Linked DNA regions of Homo sapiens: region 1 is linked to region 2. A link is an interaction called in ENCODE POLR2A ChIA-PET data of the cell type or tissue named here. Cell type or tissue: CD4-positive, alpha-beta T cell. All regions are shown on one strand. Each heading gives the region's core, and the rest is flanking DNA. Links, peaks and the distances in the headings are about the cores only.

Evidence for each region. Peaks named below come from ENCODE experiments on the same cell type or tissue, not always from the same donor. Only the 100,000 strongest peaks of a DNase experiment are listed, where the experiment ranks them.
Region 1: POLR2A ChIA-PET joins it to region 2 with 5 read pairs; 4 of 35 experiments call an interaction of 5 or more read pairs at or near these places.

Annotation. Positions count from the first base shown.
Region 1 is chr6:36,627,032-36,632,031 of GRCh38, forward strand. No RefSeq gene overlaps it. Among named protein-coding and RNA genes, the nearest start is that of MIR3925, 7.0 kb to the left of the region's middle. In CD4-positive, alpha-beta T cell, for the core only: no CTCF peak of the experiment used is centred there; a DNase peak (open chromatin) is centred at 2,070.
Region 2 is chr6:36,508,868-36,516,946 of GRCh38, forward strand. STK38 (serine/threonine kinase 38) reads right to left here. Exons shown (of 14, transcript NM_007271.4): 7 at 6,471-6,625. Among named protein-coding and RNA genes, the nearest start is that of STK38, 35 kb to the right of the region's middle. In CD4-positive, alpha-beta T cell, for the core only: no CTCF peak of the experiment used is centred there; no DNase peak of the experiment used is centred there.

The DNA.
Region 1 (5,000 bases), core at 1-5,000, 120 kb after region 2:
CTTTTTTCTTTGAGATGGAGTCTCACTCTGTCACCCAGGCTGGAGCGCAGTGGTACAATCTCGGTTCACTGCAACCTCCGCCTCCTGGTTTCAAGTGATTCTCCTGCCTCAGCCTCCCAAGTGGCTGGGATTACAGGTGCACCACCACACCTGGCTAATTTTGTATTTTTGGTGGACACAGGGTTTCATCACGTTGGCCAGGCTGGTCTCGAACTCCTGACCTCAAGTGATCTGCCTGCCTTGGCTTCCGAAGGTGCTGGGATTACAGGCGTGAGCCACTGTGCCTGGCCCACATTTCTTTTTGAGAAATTCCGACACCAGCCCCTTGGTGGCCAGTCTGCAGACCCCTTGCATGGCCAGAGCCACACTTTTACACAGGTGACACCACTGCTCTTGTCTCCCTGTCTGCCCATCACTGCCACACCTGATCCAGACTCCCACAAGCACAAGCCAGACCTCTGTTCCAGCCTCTTCCAGTTTTCCTCCATGTTTCCTGAATGGATATAGGATCTCACCGTGCCTTAGGTAAGAGTAGCCAACTTTATTTTTTGGCTGCTGTCAGTTCAGCCTCTTAGAGTGCCCCTCCCCACACCTTCACACATACCATTGGGCACATGGCTTTGCCAAGCCTCCTTTTCACTGTGCACTGCCTTGGGGGGAAAGGCCTTGTCCCCTGGAAGCCCAGAAGGGCCTGGACCCTCAGGCACCTTGTGACCCTACCCACCAGGGTCCATTCTTCCCCAGAGTACCCCCTGCCCTACCCTCTCCCTCCCACCCTAGCTCTGCTCTGTCCCTCAAAATTCAACTCCAACTTCAGGCACATACCTCCCTCCGGGCCAAGGCAGGGACAAGGGGTTAGGTGCTCCCATGAGCTGGGAACGATGTCAAGAGCTGATTTCAAGATTGCTCTTCAAGAACTTCCTCAGCCTGGCTGACATAGGCCTTGAGGGCTGGGAATTCCCACCTGGGAATCTTTCCAATATTCTGCCAGCTGTTTCTTCTCTTTCAGTGGTTTTATTATTTTTTTCTTTCTGTTCCACCGCCTCCTTTCGCTTTCAGTATGGGAGCTCAGGCAGAATGGTGGAGGAGGGTGGGGACCTGGCATTTGCTGAGTTAGGAGCTGTGGCCAAGGCCAGCTATGCCAAGGGAGAGGACAGGATACAGGAGGAAACAGGGCTGGGCACAGTGGCTCATGCCTGTAATCTCAGCACTTTGGGAGGCCGAGGCGGGTGGATCACCTGAGGTCGGGAGTTTGAGACCAGCCTGACCAACATGGAGAAACCCCGTCTCTACTAAAAGTACAAAATTAGGCCGGGCATGGTGGCTCACGCCTGTAATCCCAGCACTTTGGGAGGCCAAGGCGGGCAGATCACCAGGTCAGGAGTTCAAGACCAGCCTGGCCAACATAGTGAAACCCCGTCTCTACTGAAAATACAGAAATTAGCTGGGCATGGTGGCACGTGCCTATAGTCTCAGCTACTTGGGAGGCTGAGGCAGGAGAATCACTTGAATGCAGGAGGTGGAGGTTGCAGTGAGCTGAGATGGCACCACTGTACTCCAGCTTGGGCAACAGAGTGAGACTTTGTCTCAAAAAAAGAAAACAGCAACAACAACAACAACAACAACAACAAAATTAGCCAGACATGGTGGTGCATGCCTGTAATCCCAGCTACTCGGGAGGCTGAGGCAGGAGAATCACTTGAACCTAGGAGGTAGAGGCTGCAGTGAGCCAAGATCGCACCACTGCACTCCAGCCTGGGCAACAGAGTGAGACTTCATCTCAAAAAACAAAACAAAACAACAACAAAGAAACAAGCAAAGAAAAAACCAAAATTAGCCAGGTGTGGTGGTGCATGCCTGTAATCCCAGCTACTCTGGAGGCTGAGGCAGGAGAATCACTTGAACCCGGGAGATGAAGGTTGCAGTGAGCCAAGGTCACGCCACTGCACTCCAGCCTGGGCGACAGAGTGAGACTTTGTCTCCAAAAAAAAAAAAAAAAAAAAAAGGAGGAAACAGGAGTGGAACAGAGGAAGTGAGACCAGCACCAGGGCGGCCTCTTGTTTTTCTGGGGATTTTTACGTCATTCAGCTCTGGGCATAAGGCCTTATTTCCAGAAGGGCCCTGTCAAAAATACACATCTATTACTCGGGAGGGTGAATTCTGGGCATAAGGCCTTGTTTCCAGAAAGGCCCTGTCAAAAATACACATCTATTACTTGGGAGGGTGACACATTAACCCAGTAACTCCAATTCACATATCAGATGCGCTATCTGTTGCCTACGAGCAGAGACCAAAGAGAAGGGCACAGGGAACAGCTACATTTCGAGGGAGCGTGTGGAAAGGGTTGGGGGCGTGGAGTACTTGCTTGGAGTGGTACCACAGAGCTCTGAGCGGCTAGAGGACAGTGAGGAGGTAACAGACACCTGGGGATTTGGGCCAAAAGTATGAACCCCTGCCTAGGAAGCCTTTTTTTTCACTGCATCATAAGGCTCCAAGAGGGAGTAGGGTCTCTTGGTGAGATCATCTCCTTGGTGTGATATTGGCACCATAGCACCTGACCATGACACTGGGTCTCCAAGGTGGGTGAGTCCCTTGGACAACTTCCTGGTGAGACAGCCACTGGTCTCCAGCATCAGATAAAGATTGAATTCAGCCACATATAACAGAAAAGGCAAGTCAGTCACTTAAACCAGAGAAAGTTTGATTTTTCTTTTACATAAAATAATTATGGAGGCAGACAAAACTAAGACTTATGCCAGGGTGTGGTGGCTCACACCTGTAATCCTGGCATTTGGGGAGGCCAAGGAGGGAGGATCGCTTGAGCCCAGGAGTTTGAGACCAGTCTGGGCAACAAAGCGACACCCATATCTACAAAAAGTAAAAACAAAAAATTAGCTAAGGCCTGGTCACATGCACTTGTAATCCCAGCTACTCCAGAGGCGGAGGTGGGAGGAAGTCTTAAGCCCACGAGGTCAAGGCTCCGGTGAGTGGAGATCCCGCCACAGCACTCCGGCCTGGGCAACAGAGCAAGACCTTGTCTCAAAAAACAAAACAAGTCAAACTCAGTGGCTCACGCCTGTAATCCTAGTACTTTGGGACGCCGAGGCAGGTGGATCACGAGGTCAGGAGTTCAAGACCAACCTGGCCAACATGGGGAAACCCCATCTCTACTAAAAATAAAAAATTAGCCAGGCACGGTGGCAGGCGCCTGTAATCCCAGCTACTTGGACGGCTGAGGCAGGAGAATTGCTTGAACCCAGGCAGCAGAGGTTGCAGTGAACCGAGATAGATCCACTGCACTTCAGCCTAGGTGATAGAGTGAGACTCCATCTCAAACAAAACAAGCAATTCAACAACCAAAACCAAAACAAAAACAAAAACCAAGACTTAAAGGAGCAGAGACAATCCTGGACCATTCACCTTTTTGACTCCACTTCCAGGCATTTTTTGCAAGCAGGTGGCTGGCTCCGGGTGGAGCTTGATAAATGCACCTTCCCTGGGCTTCCTTTCCTCCCAGTCTTACTTCCCCACATTACCACTTGTGCTTCCTGGGCTTACCTCCAAAATCCTTGTCTTGGGGTCAGCCTCTGGAGGATCCCAAACCAAGATGCTTATATTATTGAGCACTTACTGTGTCCCAGGCGCCTTGCAGGCAGGCATTGTCTCAGTTTTTCCTCAAACCTGTGTGGTGGGATGCCATGAAGTCCCATTTTAGGGATGAGGCTAAAAAGTCACCCATCACTAGAGCCAAGACTCAAACCAGGCTGATCATTTTGGTTGTTTGTTTGTATGTTTGTTTTTGGAGGCAGGGTATCACTCTGTTGCCCAGGCTAGAGGGCAGTGGCACCATCTCAGCTCACTGCAACCTCCGCCTTCCAGGTTCAAGTGATTCTCGTGCCTCAGCCTCCCAAGTAGCCACCACACCTGGCTAATTTTTTAATTTTTAGTAGAGACCGGGTTTCACCATGTTGGCCAGGCTGGTCTCGAACTCCTGACCTCAGGTGATCTGCCTGCCTCGGCCTCCCAAAGTGTTGGGATTACAGGCGTGAGCCGCCGTGCCCGGCAGACTGATCATTTTGTGATATCTCCTTAGAGCAGATTCCTAGACCTGGATCCCTGGGTCATAGCATGCACATTTCCAGGCTTTTGACCTGTTCTGCCAAACTGCCCCTGAATTAAGTCAAACCCACTTGTCCCCCTGTCCCCACTGGCAGTGTGGGGGCCCCTCACTTCTCATGTCCTTACAGCCAAGGGCTCTCAGCTCTTTCCAACTCAGGCCCTGTGAGGACATTCCTCTGGAATACCTCTTTTAAAAAATACAGAGCATTAATATTAACTAGCTGTATACTAGCAGACGTGCAATATGTGTCTGCAAGTTGAACTGAAAGGGTGTGAAACCAAGTGGACGAGCTCCTGACCTGAGAAGAACAGTTGTCTCCTTGCTGCCCTCCTGGCTTGGCTGGGGGGTGCAGCTACTGCCCATCTTCCCTCCCTGGAGCCAGGTGGACGGAGGGGCATGGGTGGGCAGATGGAAAGGGAGATGAAGGGTCGCAGGGATGGCAACTGTGTGGTGCGGGCCTGTGGAGGGAATCTTTGATTGGACAGCTTTGATCCCTTCCGCCACATTCCCTTTCCTGGCAGAAATACGGCTGGGGTGGGGGGTGGGCTGGGAGTGTGACAACGCCCCCATCTCTTCCCCTTAGATGTCTGAAGAGCCAACCTGCCACTCCTGCATTCCAGGCATGTCAAGTTGGCATTCCAAATGCTAGGGGTGGCAGGGAGGCATGTGAGCAGCTGGAGGGGGGGCATCGGAACCCGCTTCACAAGCATGTGCAACTGCTACTTCAGTGTCTCTAGAGAGCAGAGAACCCTACACGATGTCTGCAGGACGGGGCTGTTCCCGCCTCACCCCTGTCTTATCAAACCCCCTTACTGGGCTTTCCAGCTTTCCAAACACTTTCTTTTTTTTGAGACGGGGTCTCGCTGTCGCCCAGGCTGGA
Region 2 (8,079 bases), core at 1,486-6,485:
TGCAGCTGGATGAGATGCACTGCAAGCGGCTTCTGCTGTGGGCACCTGCATCTGGACGAGGGGAATGCAGTGGCACCTGGAAGCTTGGAGATGCCAGAAACCGCAGAGCCCTAAAGGGGGTGTCACAGCACTGGCTCAGGAAGCCCCTAAGTCTGGGCTCCTGGAAGGGCCGCCGCTCTTCTCTCCTTCTTGTTGCCTGCAACACGGCGAGCAAGGGAGACATATTTCAGCCCTGTTTGTGTTACCGCTCTTTCAGCCCCACCATTTGACAGGTCCCAGGTTCTTGTCCTGCATTCAGGAACAATGAGGTATACGGACAACTGGAGCATGAACAAGGTGAAGAGGAGCTTTACTGAGCGACAGTACAGCTCTCAGGAGACCCAAAGTGGGTTGCTCCTTTCCGCAAGCAGGTCATCCTGACATCTGTGCAGCCCTCAGTGCAGAAAAGACCCAGAGTGGGTACCTCCCAGACGCAGGCAGGTCATCCCATCTGCCGGGGTTCGGTAAGGGTGGTGAGAAAAATTGTAGAAAGAAGCAAACCTTCTTAGAAGGCTGGGAAGTTTTACAAAAGCTTCAGAAAAGGATTTGGCCGAAAGCAGCCAGATTCTCTTATCCGGTGCCTGAAAGCTTAGGTTAGATAACAAGGGGATGTAAAGAAACTGATGTAGATAAGTTAGTTTACTTAGGCCTCGGAACCTGGACTTTAATAAATCGAGGCGCAGGACTGCTCTCTCCGGAGATGAGGTGGGGGTGGGGGGGTGATGACCATGTTAATTACCCACAATGACTCAAGGCCTTTGTCATTAAATCTGTACTAAATAGTTGCCCGCAGCACCAGCTTGTCAGGGCCGAGGCTGCTACAACTCTTTCTGTAGGCAGTCCACTCCCCTAGCCCGCTCTTTCACTGGATATCTGTGTCGGAGTCCATTTTTTTCATCTATCGCTCGGTCGCAGTCTGCAGTTTGGACCTGGCACCCATCAAGTCTGTAGCCCTTAGGAGACCCGGAGTAGATAGCTCCTTTCTGCAGCAGGTCGTCTGACCATCTGCCAGAGTGTGAGTCCAGGGTTTGTATGGGTTTCAAAAGAGAGAAAGTACGTGCTGATTGGTCCACAGGTGGCCACAGGCAGGCCCGGAAAAACCACCGCAAGTTCTTACTCTGGGCCACAGACTCCAGCCCGAACTGACAGCTTGGCCCTCAGGCTTCAGGCCATCCCTGGCTTGAAGGTGGGGCTTCGCCAGGGACCCACCCCTTTCCACCCAGGAGCCTCTCTGCCTCTTATAGCCATCAATCATTTTGTCCACAGCACCCAGGCTGTTGGTGCAAAGGGGCATCTACAGACCTGCACCCAGGTGCTCTCCTCCCCTGCTTGGCCTCCCTCTCATGCTTCTTGGCACCCAAAGTCCAGAGGGAGCTGAGGCTGCAGGGGGCTAGTGTGTCAGCACCGCCCCAAGTGTGCGCACACCTGACCAGGTCTCAGTAGAACCCAGGCTCGGCCTCAACTTTGCTCTGAAATTGGAGTGGACACCAGGAGCACAGAGAAGTCAGGCAGCAGGAGCAGGTACTTCCAAGCTCATGGGCTTCTGGGATGCCCAGGTCTGCAGCTGTGGTTGGGCAACTGCAACTGTGCCTGGGAGGGCAGGGCTCCCGCTTGTTCCCAGCTCCTGCCAGCTCCATGGAGCACACAGCCCTGACCGCACCTCCCCCACTGCAGCTGGCATCTTCCCAGCAGAGGCTCCAGACAGGCCACCGCTGCCATTATGACCATGCTGTATTCCAATCATAAATCTCTTAACTTTATAATTTTCATAAAGGAAAACACACACCTTCTATGAGTCAGGCACCTTGATCAATGCTTTGTGTTGTCTCATTTAAAACTCCTAAACCACACATCACAGACTCAGAGCTGTTAAATGGCTTGCCGTTAAAATGGCGGAACCAAAAGCAGAAATCAGCCCATGCTCTTCCTCCCAGACCAGGATTACTTTACCCTGCCATCTTATCTCATCTGGAAAATGAGAGTACAGATATCTTTCTGGCAGGAATGGGCATTAATGCATGTAAGACTCCCAACACAGTATCTGGCATATAACTAGCCCTAAGGAAAAAGTAGGTGTCTTAGGGTGGCAAAATTTTAAGATGGAGAGTTGAAATCAAAAATGTAAGAGGGAATCCTGATGCTCAGAGATCTACCTTGCTCAGGGTTACACAATCAGAAGTGGTGTGGCCAAAATTTGAGCCCAAATGACTTCAATGTCTGTGGTCTTTCCAGAATACCACCTTTCTCAAGGACATCATCAGGCTTAAACATACAAATTTTCCAAAATACAAGGCTACAGGAGCCCTGCTCAGATGGGTCAAATTTTATTATGTTTTGTTTTAAAAGAAATCCAATTAGGTTTGGATGTGTGTATGTACATATGTACACAGCAAGGTAAACTGCCAAACAGGGACAGCTTTGAGCCTATTAAACTCAGTATCTTTTTTTTTTTTCTTCTTTTTCTTTCTGAGACAGAGTCTCGCTCTGTTACCCAGGCTGAAGTGCAGTGGCGCCATCTTGGCTCACTGCAACCTCTGCCTCCCGGGTTCAAGAAATTCTCTGCCTCAGCCACCTGAGTAGCTGGGATTACAGGTGCCCGCCACCACATCTGGCTAATTTTTTTGTGTTTTTAGTAGAGACAGGGTTTTACCACCTTGGCCAGGCTGGTCTTGAACTCCTGACCTCATGATCCACCCACCTCGGCCTCCCAAAAAGCTGGGATTACAGGCGTGAGCCACCACGCCTGGCCTCAGTATCTTTTTTTGCAGATTTGCAAGTAACTTACTCTACAAGCCAAGGAAGTTTATAGTTCTCATGATTACATATCTTACCTGGACAACTCTAAGAAAGGACTAAGAAAAACTGTTTTTGGCTGGGCACAGTGGCTCACGCCTGTAATCCCAACACTTTGGGAGGCCGAGGCAGGTGGATCACCTGAGGTCAGGAGTTCAAGACCAGTCTGGCCAACAGGGTGAAACCCCATCTCTACTAAAAATACAAAAATTAGCTGGACATGGTGGTGCACGCCTGTAATCCCACCTACTTGGGAGGCTGAGGCAGGAGAATTGCTTGAAACTGGGAGGCAGAAGTCACAGTGAGCCAAGATCACATCACTGCACTCCAGCCTGGGTGACAGAGTGAGACTCCACCTCAAAAACAAACAAACAAAAAAAGCAAGAAAGAAAGAAAGTAAAACTTTTTAAAAGCAGTTCCTGGAGCAAATGCTATTCAAGCCTAGCCTTTCAGGGAATTCTATAGCTATTCTGAATATGCAACAGGAACTCAAAACTCCTACATTTTTAGGACTATAATCTATGTGGCTGAACACAAATCAACCTGCTTATGAGAACATTTTGCTACAAGTGTGAGCTAGCATAATATAAAGGGCAAACCTGCACCTAACAGGATCCCCCATTCCTCTTCAGTTAGACCGAATCCTCAAGTTCTTTAATATGGTTGCTGGATCTGAACATAGACTACAGGGGACAAAGAAGCCAGCACTAAGCTACCTGGGGCACCAACCAGGGCATCTGAACTTTGAATCACACAAGGTAGGGCCAGTGCTTTATTAAACATATATCTGACATTAATGACACAGGAAAATATCTAGCATTAATATTTTAATGTTTACACAGAATACAAAGCTATTTACTTTTAGGATGCCAACTTTATATAAATGATTGACACAAACAGAAAGGCATCAAAGTGATTACAACAAAATGGTTATCTTTCAGTGATTAGATTATAGGTAATCTTTCTTCTTTTTTTTTTGAGATGGAGTCTCGCTCTGTTGGCCAGGCTGGAGTGCAGTGGCACGATCTTGGCTCACTGCAACCTCCGCCTCCCAGGTTCAAGCTGATTCTCCTGCCTCAGCCTCCCGAGTAGCTGGGATTACAGGCACGTGCCACCACACCCAGCTAATTTTTTATTTTTAGTAGAAATGGGGTTTCACCATGTTGTCCAAGCTGGTCTCCAACTCTTGACCTCAGGTAATCCACCTGCCTTGGCCTACCAAAGAGCTGGGATTACAGACGTGGGCCACCGCGCCTGGCCAGCGTAATTTTTCTTCTTTAATACTGTCTGTAATGTTCAAATTTTCTACCATGTTTATGCATTATTATTATTATTTTTTAGATGGAGTCTTGCTCTGTCCCCCAGGCTAAAGTGCAGTGGTACGATCTCAGCTCACTGCAACCTCCGCCTCCTGGGTTCAAGTGATTCTCCTGCCTCCACCTCCCAGGTAGCTGGGATTACAGGTGCCCATCACTACACCCAGCTAATTTTTGTATTTTTAGTAGAGACAAGGTTTTATCATGTTGGCCAGGCTGGTCTTGAGCTCCTGACCTCGTGATCCACCCACCTTGGCCTCCCAAAGTGCTGGGATTACAGGTGTGAGCCACTGCGTCTGGCCTTTTTTTTTTTTTTTTGAGAAGGAGTCTCGCTCTGTCACCAGGCTAGAGCACAGTGGCATGATCTCAGCTCACTGCAACCTCCACCTCCCGGGTTCAAGTGATTCTCCTGCCTCAGCCTCTCAAGTAGGTGGGACTACAGGCACACTCCACCACGCCCAGCTGATTTTTGTATTTTTAGTAGAGATGGGGTTTCACCATGTTGGCCAGGATGGTCTCGATCTCCTGACCTCGTGATCCGCCTGCCTCGGCCTCCCAAAGTGCTGGGATTATTACAGGCGTAAGCCACCATGCCCGGCCCCGGCCTTTTTTTTAACCAGGCTCTTCCCATATCCCCGTCTCTGCTACACTCTCTAGCCTTTGATGTCCACTATTCTACTCCACTTCTGCACATTATAATGAAGAAAAAAGCAGGTGGTGGCTCACACTTGTAATCCCAGGACTTTGAGAGGCTGAGGTGGGAGGATCACTTAAACCAGGCAGTTTGAGACCAGCCTGGGCAGCAAAGCGAGACCTCATCTCTACTAAAAATTAAAAAAAAAAAAAAAAAAAAAAAAAGGCCAGGCTTGGTGGCTCACGCCTGTAATCCCAGCACTTTGGGAGGCCAAGGCGGGCAGATCACAAGGTCAGGAGATCGAGACCATCATGGCTAACACCGTGAAACCCCGTCTCTACTAAAAATACAAAAAATTAGCTGGGTGTGGTGGCGGGCGCCTGTAGTCCCAGCTACTCGAGAGGCTGAGGCAGGAGAATGGTGTGAACCCGGGAGGCAGAGCTTGCAGTGAGCCGAGACTGCCCTAGTGCACTCCAGCCTGGGCGACAGAGCGAGACTCCGTCTCAAAAAAAAAAAAAAAAAAAGGTACAGTGGTATGCACCTATAGTCCCAACTACTCAGGAGGCTGAGGCAAGAGGATCCCTTGAACCCAAGAATTAGATTGCAGTGAGCTATAACTGTGCCACTGCACTTCAACCTGGATGACAGAATGAGACCGTCTCAAAAAAAAAAAAACAACTTCAGGTTTTTCAAGGACAGCAAAGCAAAAAAGTCACCAAAAGACTTCAAAGAAGAAAAATACCCTAGAAAATAAATTTACTTTTCACCTTACAAGAAAAATTCAGTCAAGACAACAAGTCTGCTTAACAGAAAACAACATTCTAGAGTTTTAGAGGTGAACGGGATTTTAGGGGTTTCCTAGATCAGTATTTTCACTTTACGGATAAGAACAGTGAGATCCAGGTGGTAAAGAGATTTGCCAAGGGTTATCTAGCAAGTTAGTTGGCAGCACAGGGATTATCTTCTAATTTGCTGTAAGTTTAGGAACTAGGCAACTACGCTTATCTGCATGTCTAAAAATAAAAATAAACAGGCCATTTAAGAGGCTGGGCAGGGGCGTGGTGGTGCATGCCTGTAATCCCAGCTACTTGGGAGGCTGAGGCAATGAGAATCGCTTGAACCCAGGAGGCGGAGGTTGCAGTGAGCTAAGATCGCGCCACTGCACTCCAGCCTGGGCAAACAGGGTGAGACTTCATCTCAAAAAAAAAAAAAAAAAAAAGAGGCTGGGCAGGACTCTTCTTTAAGCAGAGAGCATGATTTGGAACCTGGACTTTGTTACAGGTTCTTGTTGTTACTGCATTTCCTGCTTCTTGGCTGGGTTCCTCATTAACTGATGAGGTTGCCCAACAGAAGGGCTCTAGATAGGTGATGTATTAGTAACACAGTTAATTATATGCTAAGAGAAGGTGACTATCTTTGGCTTTATTACAAAATTGCCCTCTACATCAATTTTGCTCTTATTTTCAAGTTTCCTTTATTTTTAAGAGAAATGTTCAACCAAATTACAGAACCATAGCCTTTCAGAGAAAGGAAGTGACAGCAAACTTACCTGTTTAAAAAAAAAAGGAAAATCATGACAAGGCAGGTCACAGCTCGCCCACTGGGATGACCACAGGGGTGCAGGTGTTAAAGCAGAGGCTGCTCAGATCAGTAAACGTGCATAGTTCATGCCAATGCCCCCCCAATACCTTGCTGTCCAAAAGAAGGTTGTCTGGTTTGATGTCTCTGTGGATGAATCCAAGTTGGTGAATAGAGTCTATGGCTAATACTGTTTCTGCTATATAAAACTGAGTCTCCTCTTCTGTCAGAGTGTCTTTTTTCATCAACAAGGTCATCATGTCCCCTGGAAACAAGAAGATACAAAGCCACCACACACACACACACACACACACACACACACACACACAACATACGAGTGAGTACCAATTTTCAGATATGTCTTCCCTATCTGCCAAAATAAGGCGGCTAAACAGACCTCTTCTGTGTGCCAGAGATAGACCCACATGGCCAACATGGGAAGAAATGGGATTTTCACACCTAAGCTAGCTAAGGTTGACCACTAAGCTGTGATTTCTATTTTACTTTTGAGAGAAAAAGAAAATTTCTCCCACACTTTAAAAAACAACTGTATTTGCTTAGGATAATTTTTTGGACTCGGGGTAAAATGCTACTTTACTTTTCACTTTGCCTGAACAAGTATCTGCAAGCTTTTCTGCATCTGTAACTAAATGGCACTTCCACATACAATCTATGTATTGTTATAGAGAGGCTGAAATGCCAAATAAAAATGTAAACACTCGGGCAGGCTGAAAACAAGCTTTCCAACTTCTATTCACAGAACACAAACAAATAAAAAGGAAGGACTTGGGTAGCAAAGCATTAGTCAACAAAAGCTAAAAATGAACTGAAAATGCTATACACTAGAATGTGCAATAACTGCCTCCTGGAAGAGTACAATGAACACCTCTCAAGGTCAGTGCTTTTTTTTCTCTAGTGCGTTATTATAGGTATTTAAATGGACACTAGTACCCTTTATGTAACTTTTAAAACACAGTATCAGTATTCTAGCAGTTAAAAGGTAACCTCGTTAGTTTTCTGCAAAGTCAAAATTTCATCATTTCTAATACCAGCAACATAAAATGGCAGAAAAAGATTCAGGTCCTAACTCAACAGTGAGAAATGCAAAGAAAATATGTATAAGGAGTTTAAAACTAAGAGAAACAGTAAAGATTCAGTTTAGACCTCACATAAAGTCACTTATGTTAGAAAACAAGGAAAAGAGAAAGAAACCTCTGATTTTAACAGAGCATCATGCTGCTTTTTCAGTTTCATTTCATTTAGAACATTATGTTTTGTATTATTGGAGAAAAGTAGCTATTTTTCCCTCAGGCAAAAATTAAACCATTTATTAAAGTGCTCTTTTTCAGTCCAATACTTAAAAAATATGATTTCCTAATCACTCCTGGCAGCCCTTCAATCTGGAGACCCACCAGACACATGGAGACAGTGCACTTGGGCTGCTACCCCAGTAAGGTAGCTATACGGCCTTAGTTCTGTGGCTCAGGAGAGCAGTCAATGGGGCCTCGCCTGTGCAAGTTTGCCCAGATGATTGGAGAGCTCAGGCCAGATGCTCTATGGCTCTGCAGGCCAGCTCCACCAAGTGCAAAGGGCAGGGTCCAGGAGACATGAGAAGCTACGGAAGATGGTACAGGTTGAGGCTTGAGGACACGTTAGGAGCTGGTAACCAAGTTGGCTCTTACTCTTATTTAAGAACTAGCATCTAAATGTTAAAAAAGT